Linked DNA regions of Homo sapiens: region 1 is linked to region 2. The links are chromatin loops, found by intact Hi-C in ENCODE. Cell type or tissue: psoas muscle. All regions are shown on one strand.

What was found. A loop is a pair of places that touch in the nucleus more often than their neighbours do. Peaks named below come from ENCODE experiments on the same cell type or tissue, not always from the same donor. Only the 100,000 strongest peaks of a DNase experiment are listed, where the experiment ranks them.
Region 1: it touches region 2 in a loop (15-fold over the local background); 1 of 110 quality-filtered maps calls a loop at or near these places.

What each region holds. Positions count from the first base shown.
Region 1 is chr9:71,643,723-71,651,722 of GRCh38, forward strand. No RefSeq gene overlaps it. Among named protein-coding and RNA genes, the nearest start is that of CEMIP2, 120 kb to the right of the region's middle. In psoas muscle, no CTCF peak of the experiment used is centred here; a DNase peak (open chromatin) is centred at 3,629.
Region 2 is chr9:71,386,329-71,394,328 of GRCh38, forward strand. It overlaps a transcript of TRPM3 not described here. Among named protein-coding and RNA genes, the nearest start is that of TRPM3, 270 kb to the left of the region's middle. In psoas muscle, no CTCF peak of the experiment used is centred here; no DNase peak of the experiment used is centred here.

The DNA.
Region 1 (8,000 bases), 260 kb after region 2:
AGGTGCTCAAAGTGGGCAAGTAGTTGGCTTTCATAATGGTAGGGTTTTTGTTTTCACTTTAGTTTTATTTTTGTTAGTTTGTTTGTTTTGCCAAGTAAACACTATGAAGGAAGACAGGAAGGCAAGACAGTTAACTTAAACTCCTAATTTCCCAGGGGTTAATTACAGTGACAGAACATAGCGTCAACACCTTCAACATGGGAAATCTCGTGCTCTAAACCAAGCAGGGGGGACATTTGCAAAAAAACAGAAAGGAAATAAAAAGCATTATTCAGATTTTCAAAGGAATGTGCTTTTAAGTAAATCTAAGCTGGATGAAGAGAGAATGAGACTGGAAAGCTTGATAATGAAATGCTGAATAATGAAAAGTGGTGGGGTTAGTAGATGGGGATCCCCATGAAATAGAAGAACTGGTAGGGGGCTGGGCACAGTGGCTCATGCCTGTAATCCCAGCACTTTGGGAGGCCCAGTGGGAGGATTGCTTCACCCTGGGAGTTTGAGACCAGGCTGGGCAACATAGTGAGACCCTATCTCTATGAAAAATTTAAAAATTAGTCATACATGCTAAAGCACACCTGTAGCCCCAGCTATTTGTGGACTGAGGCAGGAGGATCACTTGTGCCCAAGAGTTCATCATTGCAGTGAGCTATGATCATATGACTGCACTCCAGCCTGGGCAACAGAGTAAGATCCTAGCTCTGAAAAAAAAAAAAAAAGAATTGGTGGGATGTAGACCTAAGAGTGAGCCGGAGGATCTGTGGTGGTGAGACCTTTCATTCTAACTGCATTCAACTCTTACCTTTGCTACATTCACTATGATATTGTCAGCATTTCCTCTATGTAAATAATTTGATTTTCAGCTGTGTGTACTCTGCTGTCTGTTGTTTCTAATTTATGTATGTTTTATAATATTGTTTTGTTTCTTAAGTTATTCCCTTGACTCTGAAATCTGTCTCATTTTGTTCTGCTTTTTGTGTTTTTTTGTTTTTGAGGTTTTCCTGCCATCATGTCCTTAAATTCTTATTTTATAAATTCCTGTTTTTAACAAGGAATCCTATTTCTAATTCTTTTATGACCCAAAGGACCCATGGAAATGTGGACTATTCAACTGTGTTTTGCCCACTACATTCCTTCTTCCCTCCTTAGTCCCTTCTTCTTTTCCCTCCCTTACTTCCTTCTTTCCCTTCTCCTCTTTCCTCCCTTTCATTCCTTTGTCTGCCTCCTGTCCTTTCTTCCTTCTCTTCTTCCTTCCTCCTTCCCTTCTTCTTCCCCCTTACTTCCCTCCATGCTGTCTTCTCCCTTCTAGCCTTCCTTCCTTTTCATCTTTTCTCCCTCTTCCCTCCTCTCTTTCCTTTCCTCCTTCCCTCTTTTTTTCCTTCCTTCTTTCCTTTTTTTCCTTTCCCCCTCCTTCCTTCATTTTCCTTTTTCCTTCCTTCCTTCTTTTTTTCCTTTTTTTCTCTTTGTCTTCCTTTTTCCTTCCTTCCTGCTTCTTTCCTTCCTTATTCTCAATTTATCTAGCACCATCGCTTGGATTTTTGTTGTTGTTGTTGTTTCACACAAGTTTAAGGCTGACAGCTCTAACCAGAACTTCTCTTTACTCTGGTAGACTGCAAGTCAGGCCTCATTGGCACCCTTTGCAGTTCATCTAAGACTGTGCTGTTTTCCCCTCTGGGCAGCAGGTGAAGGAGTGAATGTTGTATTAGACCCATCTTCCTGTGGCCTGTGGTGCAAGGGAACAGGAGAACCTTCTGCTGGGGCTCTGAGCAGCCTCAATCCACAATGTGAAGACATGAGCTCTTCTATTTCTTCAGAGTTTTTGTTTATTTGTTTGTGTTTTTGAGATAGTCTTACTCTGTCACCCAGGCTGTAGTGCAGCGGCACAATCTCAGCTCACTGCAACCTCTACCTCCTGGGTTCGAGTGATTCTTGTGCCTCAACCTCCCGAGTAGCTGGGATTACAGGCACGCACCACCACACCTGGCTAATTTTTGTATTTTTAGTACAGACAAGGTTTCACCATGTTGGCCAGGCTGGTCTCGAACTGCCCTCAAGTGATCCGCCCACCTCGACCTCCCAAAGGTCTGGGTTTACAGACATGAGCCACCACACCCAGCTAATTTCTTCAGAGATTCTCTTAATATCCTGTATGACAGCATATCACCTGGCTATTGGCGCCAGTCCCCCAAAACCTTTCCCATGGGGCAAGAGTGCCCAGAGCCTTCATGTTACTGCCCAATTTCTTGGAAAGCCCTTCTTTTCTCTACTGATACCCTGCGATGATACTTAAGCATTTCTCTTAACTTTCCCTAGGCTTCCTACTCACCCCCTCAGTCTCCTTCTCCACAAACTGGGGAATTTTGACAAGAATGTTCAGGACTCTATGGACTCCCCATCTCTCCCATGCTGTCTCTGGAAGGTGGGTGTGGGTTAGATGCCATGCTAGGCCCAGCCATGGTAGAGTCTTCTGAGTCTTTCTTTAGCTACCAGGTTTCCACAGTTAGTGAAATTGGAAACTTCTCCTCATTTGACTGCAGCTGGTGAGCTTACTGTTGGTTTTGATTATATTTGTTGTTGAGAGGCAGATTTTTGTGATTCTCTTTCACACGACTAACTGGGAAGCACCAAAAATGAAATCTCTCCCTCTGCCTTCTTGTGGAGACAGATCTTAAATATGTAAATAAACAAGAAAGTTTCAAAGCATTGCAACAGAAATAAAATACAAGGAAAGCAACATCTCTTTTGGTTTGTCTTACTAGCTTTACCTTCCTTACTCCCTGGAACTATCATTTATAGGGATCTAGCCCTATAAATGACAAGTTGTTGCTTTAGTTGGATGCTGTGAAGCTCTAAATAAAACTGCTCCTAAGTGGATTGTGATGTCACACTTAATAAAAACTTTATTTTATGGGATAGTCATGGGAACAATGACAGGTTAGACACACTAATCTGTCTCCAGGTGGTGGGCAGGGGTCGGGGGGAAGGGAGTCCTCATCTCTAGCATTTACAAATTTCTGTAGTATAAATACTTATGCCATGCTGATTTCAAGCTACTAACGATTTAATAACTGGCTTGAAAACTCCTAAATATTAAAAAAAAAAAAAAAAGAAAACTCCTAAATATTTAACAGTGGGCTCTTGTAAGTCAATACAAGACAGCAAAAGCCAAGCCCTTCAGTCTGTGCCCCATTGGGGCTGCTACTCTGGGACCTAAGCTCCAGTTCTCATTTTCAGAGTGGCCTTGAACAAGTTATATAACTGTTCTTAGTCTCCATATTTTCATTTTTATAAAAGGATCAATAATATGATAGAAATGTATGATGGTTAGATCCCATAATGTTTGGTTCATAAAATCTTCCTAATTCATCAAGCACATACATGATAGAGGGGGAGAGGTCTATCATGAGCTGAGCTGTGAACTTGAGATTCTGAGGAGCTTCAGAATAAATGAAGACAGGTTCCTGCACTCACTCCCCATATAATTCATTTGTTAAACTGCATCCCCTCTCATTCCCTCCCTCTTTCTCACATGCATACATGTCCAGTTGAAGCCACCTGAATGTCCGATGTTGAAAGCTCAGTTTCCCGCTGTTGTCCTGACTTCCTTAGGGAGTTTTGATGAGTCATTCTGGCTCCGAGCCCCGCCACTTCCTCCTCCTGCAGAGGAAGCTCATTTTCAGCACTCACACCCACAAACCACACAGGAAAGCGAGAAGTGGGATTAAGTGAAAATGTTGAGCTCCTTCCATCGCCTCTGGTCCACTATTATACATGATCTTGCCAACTGTTCCTTGACTGTGTCTGCAGCTTGTCTGAGAACTGGAGTGGCCCCTGGAGCACACATCCCTGCCTGTGCATTGCCTGGAAAGTCGAGCTCTATAGCCAAGGAAAAACCTCCTGATTGGAAGGCAGAAAGCACTGGGTTTTGATCCAGCTGAACTGGATACAAAGATCTTAGTTTCTTCATCAGCAACCTAGGCATAAATAGTTAGGCATACTTCATAGTGTTATGTAAAGATTAGTTGAGATAATGCATGCAAAATGCTGAGGATAATGCCTGGTACATAGAATATCCTCATATATGTTAGCTAAAATAACAATAATAACCTTTTCTTGAGACAGGGTCTGGCTGTGTCACTCAGGCTGGAGTGCAGTGGCACTATCAGGGCTCTCTGCAGCCTTGACTTCCCAGGCTCAAGCAATCCACGCACTTCAGCCTCCCAAATAGCTGGGACCACAGGCATGCACCACCACACCTGGCTATTTTTTTTTTTCTAGTAGAGATGGGGTCTCACTATGTTACCCAGGCTGGTCTTGAACTTCTGGACTCAGTGATCCTCCCACCTCAGCCTCCCAAAGTGCTGGGAGTGCAGGCGTGAGCCACAGCTCCTGGCCAACAATTATTATCATCATTAAGTAGATCTGCCTAAGGATATCTTTCCAGTCTTTGAGAAGCTTCCCCTATGACTATTTTAAAACGTGTATCCTTTAATAAATTTCAAACTCACTATTCAGGATTTCTTTCACTGAGTTGCTATTTTTTAACTTATCCAAAAGCTCTTTCATAATCTTTTATGCCATTTTGCCGAATAGGAATTTTTCTGTATGGTTTTGCTCTAGATGTCAGTCTAGACTGTTTTGAAAACCTCATACAAGATTTGCTTGTTCTCCAGACATTTATTTATCATTTGATTGAGAAATCTTTTTATCTTTTTTCTATTATTTCCCTTTTTCTTGATTTTTGCAATGCAGATGGAAAAAGGAATCAGTGTTGGGTTGATGGCCATGGGTGCTTAGGAAAGCCTGGATTCATTTATTCATTCCACACACATTTGTTGAGTACATTTCTTATGCCTTTGTGTCAGGCACTACTCTAGGAGATAAGCCCACAGAGAACAAAAACACAGTCCCTAGCTTCAAGGACTTCTGAGACTAAGCAGAAACTACAGACAGATCAACTGGTGATAAATGTGTGGTGTGTTAAGTGCTAGATACAAGAATTCATATACCACTATGGGAACCTGTGGGTCAGAGGGAGCTAAACTGGGAAAGGAGGAGACAGGGAAGTTTTTCTGAAGTTTGCAAGTGACTTTCACGTAAAGAAAGTGGACAAAAAAAATCCCAGGCAGGGCCAGGCACAGTGGCTCACGCCTGTAATCCCAGCACTTTGGAAGGCCAAGGCAGGTGGATCACGAGGTCAGGAGACTGAGACCATCCTGGCTAACACAGTGAAACCCAGTCTCTACTGAAAATACAAAAAAATTAGCGGGGTATGGTGGTGGGCACTTGTAGTCCTAGCTACTTGGGAGGCTGAGGCAGGAGAATGGGGTGAACCCGGAAGGCGGAGCTTGCAGTGAGCCGAGATCGCACCACTGCACTCCAGCCTGGATGACAAAGCGAGACTCTGTCTCAAAAAAAAAAAAAAAAAAAAAAAAAAATTCCCAGGCAGAAGGAGCAATAAACACATAAGCACAAAAACATGAGGGAGCCTGGTCTACCAGCAGCCGCATGTGGTTGTATTTGTTGGAAATTAGGAAGAAGGTAGGGAAGTTCCAGCAGTGGGGCCTTATAAGCCAGGTCAACCTGTTTATAGAACATCCTGATATCAATAGGGAGTGATCGAAAGATTTTAATCAGGGGAATAAAGAGACCAGACTTGTGCTTTGAGAGGTCACTGCAGGAGCGATATGGAAAGACTTAAAGTGGGGAAGTCTGAAGATGGAAGGAGGTAAACACAATGGGTAGAGAACAAGGAGGTTTGAACTGAGGAGACAGCAGTGGGAATGCAGAGAAGTGGAGGGCTATGAGAGAGATGTGAAGCAGCAAACTCAATAGCTCTTGGTGACCAAATAGACATGGTAGATAAGAGAAAAAGAAGAGTCCAAGGATGACTCTTAAATTCTTGGCTTAGGTATCTAAAGACTGTGGTGCCATCCAATGAACAGGAAGCACAGGAGGAAGAATAGATTTAAGGGGTTAAATAATTATTCGTTTTAGATATCTTAGGTTGATTTGCCTGTGATACGTCCAGACCAGACCAGGTGTGGTGGCTCACGCCTATAATCCCAGCACTTTGGGAGGCAAAGACAGGAGGATTGCTTGAGCACAACAGTTCGAGATCAGCCTGGGAAACATGGCAAAACCTCGTCTTCACAAAAAATATGAAAATTAGCCAGGCATGGTGGCATGTACCTTTAGTCCCAGCTACTGGGGAGGCTGAGACTGGAGGATCACTTGAGCCCAGGGAGGTCAAGGCTGCAGTGAGCCAAGATTGCACCATTGCACTCCAGCCTGGGTGACAGCGTGAGGCCCTGTCTCAAAAAATAAAAATAAAAGTAAATGTCCAGGCCAGACAAAAGTGTTTCAAAGTGGTGCAATGTGTCTAGTTTGGAGTTTGAGAGACAGATCTTAGCAGAATACAGGTAGTAATCAAGGTCACAGACATATATAGGGAGTCAGCGGAATGAGAAGAGAATAAACAGTCAAGGAGGAAAGACTGATGCTATGGTTTCCATGTATGTGTCCCTCCAAAATTTACATGTTGGAACTTAAACCACAAGGTGAAGGTATTAAGAGGTGAGGCCACCTGGAGGTGATTAAGCCATCAGGGCTCTGCCCTCATGAGTGGGATGAGTGTCTCTATAAAAGGGCTTGAGGGAGTGAGTTCACCTCTTCTGCCCTTCTGCTTCCTCCACCATGTGAGGATACAGTTTCATCTCTTTGGCCATGTGAAGACACAGCAAGAGGCACTATCTTGGAAGCAGAGAGCAAGTGCTCACCAGACATGGACTCTGCTGACACCTTGATTTTGGACTTCCTAGCCTCCAGAACTGTTGTCTGTAAATTATCCAATACAAGGTAAATTTTGTTATAACAGCAAATAAACGAAGACAACTAGCGACCATAAATAGCAAAAAAGAAGAGAAATAAAAAGGAAAAGCCAAAGAGATAGAAAGGAAATAAGAAGAGTGGGAAACCATATTAATACTTAAGATTTGTGGCCAGGTATGGTGGCTCACTCTTGTAATCCCAGCACTTTGGGAGGCCAAAGTGGGAGGATCACTTGAGCCCAGGAATTCAAGACCAGCCTGGGCAACATAGCAAAATCCTGTCTTTATAAAAAAAAAAGAAAAAAAAACCTACAAAAATGATCTGGTGTGGTGGCAGGCACCTATGGTCCCAGCTACACAGGAGGCTAAGGCAGGAGTTTTGAGCCCAGAAGGTTGAGGCTACAGTGAGCCGTGATTTTGCCACTGCACTCCAGCCTAGGTGACAGAGGTCTCATCTCAAAAAAAAAAAAAAAAAAAAAAAAAGATTTAAGGCTCAGTTCAGGTACCACATTTTCCAGAAAAGCAATTACCTGTCTCCTCCTGACACCGAAGCCCCATCCTATAAAACCCTCAAGGGTATGGTCCAACTTTTACACATCTCCACATCTGTAGAACCTAGAATGGTTTTCTGACACATTGTATCTATTTGGTCCCTCAATATATGTTTTTTCAAAAAAATTGAAATCAAGGGAAGAAAGACACTCAAATGAGAGGAAATGATCAGCTCTGTGAAATACTTCCAAGAAGCCAAGTCAAAACGTTGTACTTCTAAACAAGACAGTCAATTTGCAATGGCAAGAGAACTTAGTAAACTAAAAGAGGCAGAAACCAAATAACGCTGGGAGTGAATTGAGACAGTAGGGAAAGAAAAAGTAGATTTCTCTTCTGAGAACTTTGTCAGTGAAGAGTTACATCACTTCATATAATAGCTGGTAAGGAAAGGATTTTCACCATAATGGCTCTTGAAATATTATGCCACTTTTGAGGCAATTTCTTCTGCTTTATTACAATGACTTTTTCACCTAAAACATACGAGACAAGTCCTCTATAAGAAGTGATATTTTGGTATTCTGGTTCCAGGCAAAGTCACACTCCCCAATTTACTTGACACAACAGTTTCTCATCAGAGTATCATGCAAAACAAATTTGAATTGCACTCATGTTTGTATAAAT
Region 2 (8,000 bases):
GTCCCAGCTACTTGGGAGGCTGAGACAAGGGAATCACTTGAACCCGAGAAGTGGAGGTTGCAATGAGCTGAGATTGCACTACTGCACTCCAGCCTGGGGACAGAGCAAGACTCTGTCTTTTGAAAAAAAAAAAAAGATAGCAAATATAGGAAGGGAACACATTCCGAAGAGCTGAGTTGGCAAAACTAATAAGAATAAGCCTAGAAATCTTGGCTCTGAACTGTCTGTGCAATATCAAGGTACAGATGTATCTGGTAGTCAATTGGATATTGGAACTGTGTATATATAACTCATTTTCATTGATTTTCATGCTGCAATGGTAATCCCTAAATAATTATTACTATATGATATTATTCATTATATAACACTAAACCAGTTATTATATAGTTGGCCTGTAGCTTAAGCCATGGATAAGGGCTCAAAACATTAATTTATAGCAATAACTTTAATAAATATTCCAAAACCTGAGAATAGATTATAAAGTTTCTGAAGAAAATGACAATCAGTGTTCCGTAAAAATCAATTTGATTCTTAGTTTACCATGTGTTTGGCTGACAGACATATACACAATACAAACATTTATCCTTTTCTAGTAAGTACATGTGATCTTCCATTGGCACTGAGAACATAAGCTAACAGTCAGAATTTTTGGAAATGATTTTCTCAGAGACAGCATTTGCTCAACTGATGGTTCTTACACTTATTAGATAGTTATCTAACATATAAGAATAAGTTAGGTCAAATTTTTCAGGGAAAGAGACCGAGTATGAATAGATCAATGATCTATGAGGTTAGAAGGAATAAATTAGACTCGATTTTTGAAAATTTAGATTATCTAAAAGGGCAATGGTTTCCTAATTATGGATGGAAAGTAAGCCAGTTAAGAAGCTTCCTCAACAGCCTCAGGAACCACTGCATTGAAGACCAAAGAACGCCAAAGAATTCATCAAACCTAGTTTCTGAATTCTAAATCCTCATGGTCAAACCAGATAATTGAGCATGATCTTTAATTTTATAGCAGCAAATCATCTGTGGGATCTCTCTCAGGGAAGGACCTAGTGTTTATAGAGCCACAGATGTTCAAAAGTGACAGAATCCTAAATACCACATCTTAACTTATACCAACAGCCATTCTACTTTACATCTATAAACTGCCTATGAAGAGATTTCTTGAAGTATAATAAAATGGAAGACTTTGAATCTTCATGAAAAGGAATGTTAATGCCACAATTTCTGTAATTAAATATTTGTTGTTGGCAAAGTAGGAAGAAAAAGGAAAACTTCTTTTGAAACAGCAACATTATTTTATTACTTATTAAAATATGTATAATATTAAGTAATTTGAGAAGTGAAACAAGTCAGATATCGCATTCACAATGCCTAACATATAGTAAGCCCTCAGGAAAGGTTACCTCCATTATTAGTTAATTTTACTGCAATTTTATTAAAAATTTTAAACCAAAATACTATCTCTAGAGACAACCACTACTAACATCAAAATAAATATTCATCAAGACATGTACAGACACGGGCACACACAGATGCATACGTATATAACTTTTCTATTATGTTATAACATACTTTTCTACTCAATCATATATTGTGCATATATTTCTACATCATCTACATTCTCCAATAACTCCTTAATTGCTATATAATATTCTTTGGGCAGCTCTGGTTCTAAGAAGATGAAGGGTTCTTTTCCTATCTTCAAAATAACCACAGTAATCAAAGACTTGTTAGTCAGGGATTTCTGTGCCACTGTCAGGAAGATCTTGGCAGCATCCATCTTACATAGTTATACAACAAAAAGAGGAACGACCAGTTATATGATGAGCTAAGAGGAAAAAACTTTCCTTGAAGCTTGACTTTCATGTTTTTATGTTTACAATCTCATACAGAAACATACATAGACACACAAAGTTTAGAAGAATAAAAAAAGTAAAATCGCTGTTTTTTTCAAGAAAAGTAAAATATCTGGTTATTTTCAATCACTTCTGTCTGACAGAGTCTAAGTAAGCGCCTGGGTGATGAGAAAGATTTAAAATAAAAATGTAAAAAGTGAGAAGAAAAATTTGCCACAAATCATTCCCCACAAAACTTCTGAGACGGAGCCTTAGTGTACATGCGTGGAATTGGCTGTATTATTTCAGCCTCAATGTAAGATGCACAAAGGAAAGCCAATGACAGTATGAAAAACTTCCTTAAGAAAAATGTAAGTCATCAACACTGAAGCAGAATTAATCCATACTCCTCCCAGTCCTACCTATTTCAGCCTTGAGAATAGTTGACAGAGTACAGAGTATATTCGGGCCTACAGACACATTCACTAGCCTCTCAATTCTTTAACAGTTCTACATGTACCACCCAAGGGAGACTTTAGCTTCAGAGCAAAGTCACTTAAAACTCAACAACAACAAAAAAGAATTTTTTTCTTCAATTTCCCTAATGTGGCTTCAGTGCCCCAGGAGAGGAAATGCAGATTTGCCATCCAGAGCCCAGGGATCAACAGAGTCTACTGTTTTTCAGAGCATCAAAATGAGGTATCTGGGAACTTAAACTAATGTGAACAGGTTTGGCCACTTGCAAAGTATCAGATCCTGCCGTAAAAATTATAGCAAAACAACAGCTTCTTTGAGCACAAAAGGAGAAAATAACAAAATGTTACATGATAAAAAGAAGAGATGTCTTAACTCCAAACGAAATTCAAACAACCCATCCGGAAAACTTATTTAGAAGAAAATCTTCACCATCTATACATCTGACAAGGGACTAATATCCAGAATCTACAACGAACTCAAAGCAGTAAGAAAAAAACAATCCCATCAAAAAGTGAGCTAAGAACATGAATAGACAATTCTCAAAAGAAGATAAACAAATGGCAAACAAACATGAAAAAATGCACAATATCACTAATGATCAGGGAAATGCAAGTCAAAACCACAATGTGATACCCCCTTAACTCCTGTATGAATGGCCATAATTAAAAAAAAAAATCAAAAAACAGATGTTCGTGTGGATGCGGTGATCAGGGAACACTTCTACACTGCTGGTGAAAATGTAAACTAGTACAGCCACTATGGAAAACAGTGTGGAGATTCCCTAAAGAACTAAAAGTAGAACTACCATTTGATCCAGCAGTCCCCTCCTGGGTATCTACCCAGAGGAAAAGAAGTCAATATTCAAAAAAGATACTTGCACACGCAGGTTTATAGTAGCACAATTCACAACTGCAAAATCATGGGACCAACCCAAATGCCCATCAATCAACAAGTGGATAAATAAACTGTGGTGTACATATATAAGATGGAATACTACTCAGCCATAAAAATGAATGAGTTAACAGCATTTGCAGTGACCTGGATGAGATTGGAGACTATTATTCTAAGTGAAGTAACTCAGGAATGGAAAACCAAAGACCATATGTTCTCACTGATATGTGGGAGCTAAGCTATGAGGATGCAAAGGCATAAAAATGATACAAAGGATTCTGCGGAGTTGAGGGGAAGAGTAGGAATGGGGCAAGGGATAGAAGACTACAAATATGGTATAGTATATACCAAAAGCTTAAAAATCACCACTAAAAAACTTGCTCATGTAGCCAAATACTACCTGTACCCCAATAACTTATGGAAAAATAAAATTAAAAAAAACTTATTTGGAAAATATTTCAGAACATTAGTGAAATACATACATAGAAGCACACATGTGTGCACACTCATACACAGTTATCTACATTCTCCAGATATGACACATGAGTTAAATAGATATCAGTAGATAGTTAGGTATGCAGAGATAGATAAGATAGATGGATAGGTATCCATGGACATCCACAGATAGATAAATATGCACGGATAGATTCATCTCACTGGCATATGGAAGAAAGCAGGAGGCAAAATTATTAGGAGTATATTTAAGAAAGAAGAGAAGTGGGTAAGGGACAAGTGGAATGAATTTACTATGTTTTTTATACACATAAAGGAAACTTAATGGTAAATTCACTGTATCAACTAAAACTAACTTTCTCATCTGAGTCAGCAATTGAACTTGGCTCTTATACTCTGAATAACATTTGCATTTCTAATTCTCCAAATTTCAGCATTAGTTACTCGCAAATGTTTATATTCTGATCATTTTGAATACAGAGCTCATGTCACTGGTTTCACTAAAGGCAAGATTCTCCTTTCTACCAGTTTCATAAATAAGAATCTGTACTTCTTTTAGGTAGTTTATAGCTGGAAAATGAGTTTGAGACCAGCTAACAGACTCTTATTCCATCTTGGCTGTGCATGGGCCACTCTTAGGTCTTTGTCTATAAATGTATGAATTAAAACTGTCAATCATTGATTCTCAAGTACTCATTAAACATTACAATACTATAGGCCAGATACTATGCTTGGTTCTGTAGTAACAACAACAAATGAAATCAGCATGGTCACTGTACTAGTAAAGGTGTACTAGCAAAGGTGCAGATATTAAACACTGAGCTCCACGATTACTTTTCCATTGCAATTGTGATGAGTGCTGCAAAGAAGAAAGAAGTACAGGGTATGGAGAAATGGGCCCTAGTGAGTGTGGGGAAAATTATAGTTCAAGCAAAGATTAAGAGACTTGAAGTTGTCTGGGACAAAAAAAGCAACAATAGATGAATAGGTAAAGGTACTGAGACACAAAGTCAGAGATACTTATTATGTAGATCCAAATGAATAAAACGTGAGTAGATAAGAAAGCAAATATTTTCCCGAGTCTTGATGATTACAAATTACTGTCATTTGTAACTAAGATTCTCCCTAAGACCACCGCTGCCTGAACAAAAAAAGGAAAGGAAACTGAGTGTCTATTATGTACTAGGCATATCCTTGAAATCTTTTACATGTTCTCTTATTTGATCCTTCCAACAAGCTTGTGAGAAAGGTATCATTACCATTATTTCTATTTTACACAACAGGAAACAGAAGATAAAAAGATGAAGTGACTTGTTTCAGACCAGAATTAAAGTTCAAGTAACTGAGTCCATGATAATACTCAAGCAACTACAACTGTCTACTTCTCTTTCTTTCTATGAAAAAATCGCTGATAAAATATGACGTGATCTTGCCTAAGATGTTACCTTTCCTCAACAAAATAGTGATTTTTCTATTTTAAGTATAGATTAATGATATTTATTCTTCATATGCCCAGATTAAAATGACTTTTTAAGCTCAATTTATAAATACAGTGGTCAAGCTCTATCAAACGTTATTGAAATGTTTCCATATGAAAGATGCTAAATAAACAAATATTTAGCTATAAAATTTTAAAAATCCATTTCGGGGAGTTTTATAAATTTGCAAGGTAAAAAATCGAATTTGACTATTACATCAAATGCTTTCAAATTGCTGATATTCAACCATTTGGACAAACAAAAGTAGTAATTCCTTATGGTTCAACCTAATGTTTTTTGCACTCATGCTGAATTTAAGTCATTCTTGTGGGCATGAAATACTTCTAGTTCTTTCAGCTGGCTGAAGAGATAAGGTATAATAGTTAAACATTTAAGCAGCTATTAAATCACTCAATTTAGAGGTATTTTAAGGCAATACATAATTTATAACTGAAAGGCATAAAACAGTATGATCAGAAGAGAAAGAAAATTTAAAGATAGAAGTTATTTCTATGGGCTACAGTGGCTTGGACAGTCTTTCTTAAAGAAAAATTCAGTAGAATTTGAGTGAGCTCAAGGGATTTTAAATCCCTATGACAAGAGCCTGAGCAGAAACTAAAAAGAGAAAAGCCAATTTAGAAAATATGACAATGAAAATTAGGCAGACTGTGGTGAAATAGAGTGTGCTTGCCCCACATTTAGGCATTCAAATTTAATTTAAAAACAAACACTGCACCTACAAAGAAAACACATTTTCAGATGTGAATTGGGACATCAGACTGGCAGTTTGAACTTTGGTTAGAGAGAAAAGTAAGAGCCCACTAGCAGAAAAGTAAAAGGAAAGGATAAAATGAAATCAAAGCATTGTCAGACAAGAAAGCCTAGGACAATGTGGGTAGGGAATGGAAGGAGACATGTCCAGAAAGATGGCTGTCCATTATCTGGAAAGCCCTCAGAGCCAGAGTAACAACTTCGAATTGGATAACTTGAAGTTCCCCAAATTTTGTTGGGGTATTTTTTGCCTTGGCTGGGTATTGGTTTTTTTCAGATTATCCTCTCCATTTTCAAATATGCTGCCTCATTTCTCCTTGTGTCTACATCCTACTTTCTTTCAGATATGGCTTTAAAGTAGTATCTTCCCCTATGCCTCTCTATCAGAAGGAATTATCACTCTCTTCTCTCAGATTTAGTAAAACTTTGTCTCTCAAGACTTACAGCACCTTCTATATAGCACTATAGTTAACTATGTGCACCTCAGTTTTCCTGCTATACTGTGAGTTTCTTGGGAAGCTACATCAAAATCACATTTGTACCCTATACAGCATGGAGAATGGCATTTAAGATATTCTAGTTGAATAATTATTCAATTGAAAGCTCTTTCCCCTTTAGGAAATGGAGTAATCATCAAATGTTTTAGAGTACATGTATAATATAATCAAAGTAATGTTTTGGAATGTTATTTGGTAGGAATATAGAACAATGTAGAAAGTAAACAAGAAATCTAAGTCATACTTATGGGCCTGGAGCAATAGGTATTAAAAGGAAGGAATGTAAGAAACGATTTGTTTTCTAGGAAGGACTGGATACCGTGTTTCTAATTGGACAGTGAGATAAAGATGTGGAAAATGTCTGGGCAGTTTTGAGTCTAAGGGGATTGGAATAATTTCACAGTAAGAAAAGAGCCTGGTTCAGGCCAAGGGAGTCAGAGAAGTGAATTGACTTTCAGGCCTATTGAGGTTTCTATAGCAATAAAACAGCCAAGGGAATGCATAGAACGGAAGTTTGAGAACAATCACCTCTTTCAAGGAATTTCTACAGATTTTGAATAGCACAGCATAGGGTGAAACATACTATATGTTGAGAAAATATCTTTTTATTTTTGTGTCCCAGAACAGTACCTAGCCTAGGTTGAAAAGAATAAAATAGACAAGACAGTGATGGGGCAAGAAATGAAAAGGGAAATGCTGTAAGTGCTAATTAAGAGTGCTTGAAAGGGAGAATTTGGTAGAGCTTGAGGATGGAATACCAAACAGAAAGATGAAAACACCTGAAGGAAAAGTTAGAAATCACCAAGGAAAATCTTTGGATACTTTCCCATTGTGAACCAAGCCAGTCGTGTCTGCAAAGAGACTTGTCTCTAGGCTCTGAAGATGTGACTTCACAGTTCTGCCCAAGTTAATAACCTAGAGACTCTTCATACCCCTTCCAACCGCACACAGCCAATTTCATCAATAAAGACGTTCTGGTACAATGGCCTGGAATAAACAAACTCTAAAGATGGCCTCAGGGTACTGAACAGTTGGCAATAAGTATACCACACAGCACACTCAGATCATTAAGTTCCACTGAGACCAGCAAGTGACAGACATCTCAACGTCACAGTTAAATTCTTCTCCTGATTTTTCCCATATTTGAAAGAAAGTTTGTACTGAAAAATTGGAATTCATAGTCCGGGATTTATATTCCTTTAATGGATCCATAGATAGTCTTCAGGAGGTCTGGAGACCGCTTTACAATACAGAAAAAAAAATGTGTATTGTGTATGTACACACGTCTGAGAAGAGATCCACTGATTTCATTAGACCCTCAAAGACATGAGAGAAAGCAAGAGATTAGGAAACACTGCTAAAACACCAGAAAAATCAATGAAGCTTCCTCATCTGGGTTTATTTAACATGAGAAGTTTTACAGAACTGATAAATGAAGAATACAGTACAATTATTTGGCCATTTATAGTAAATATTCTATTATTGATGCATCATAAATATTCTTATAAAGAGTTTAACGTGCAAGTAAAATACTTTCATAATTTTAAATTTAAAAAACAGGAAACTAAATTGTGTATATTGTATGACTT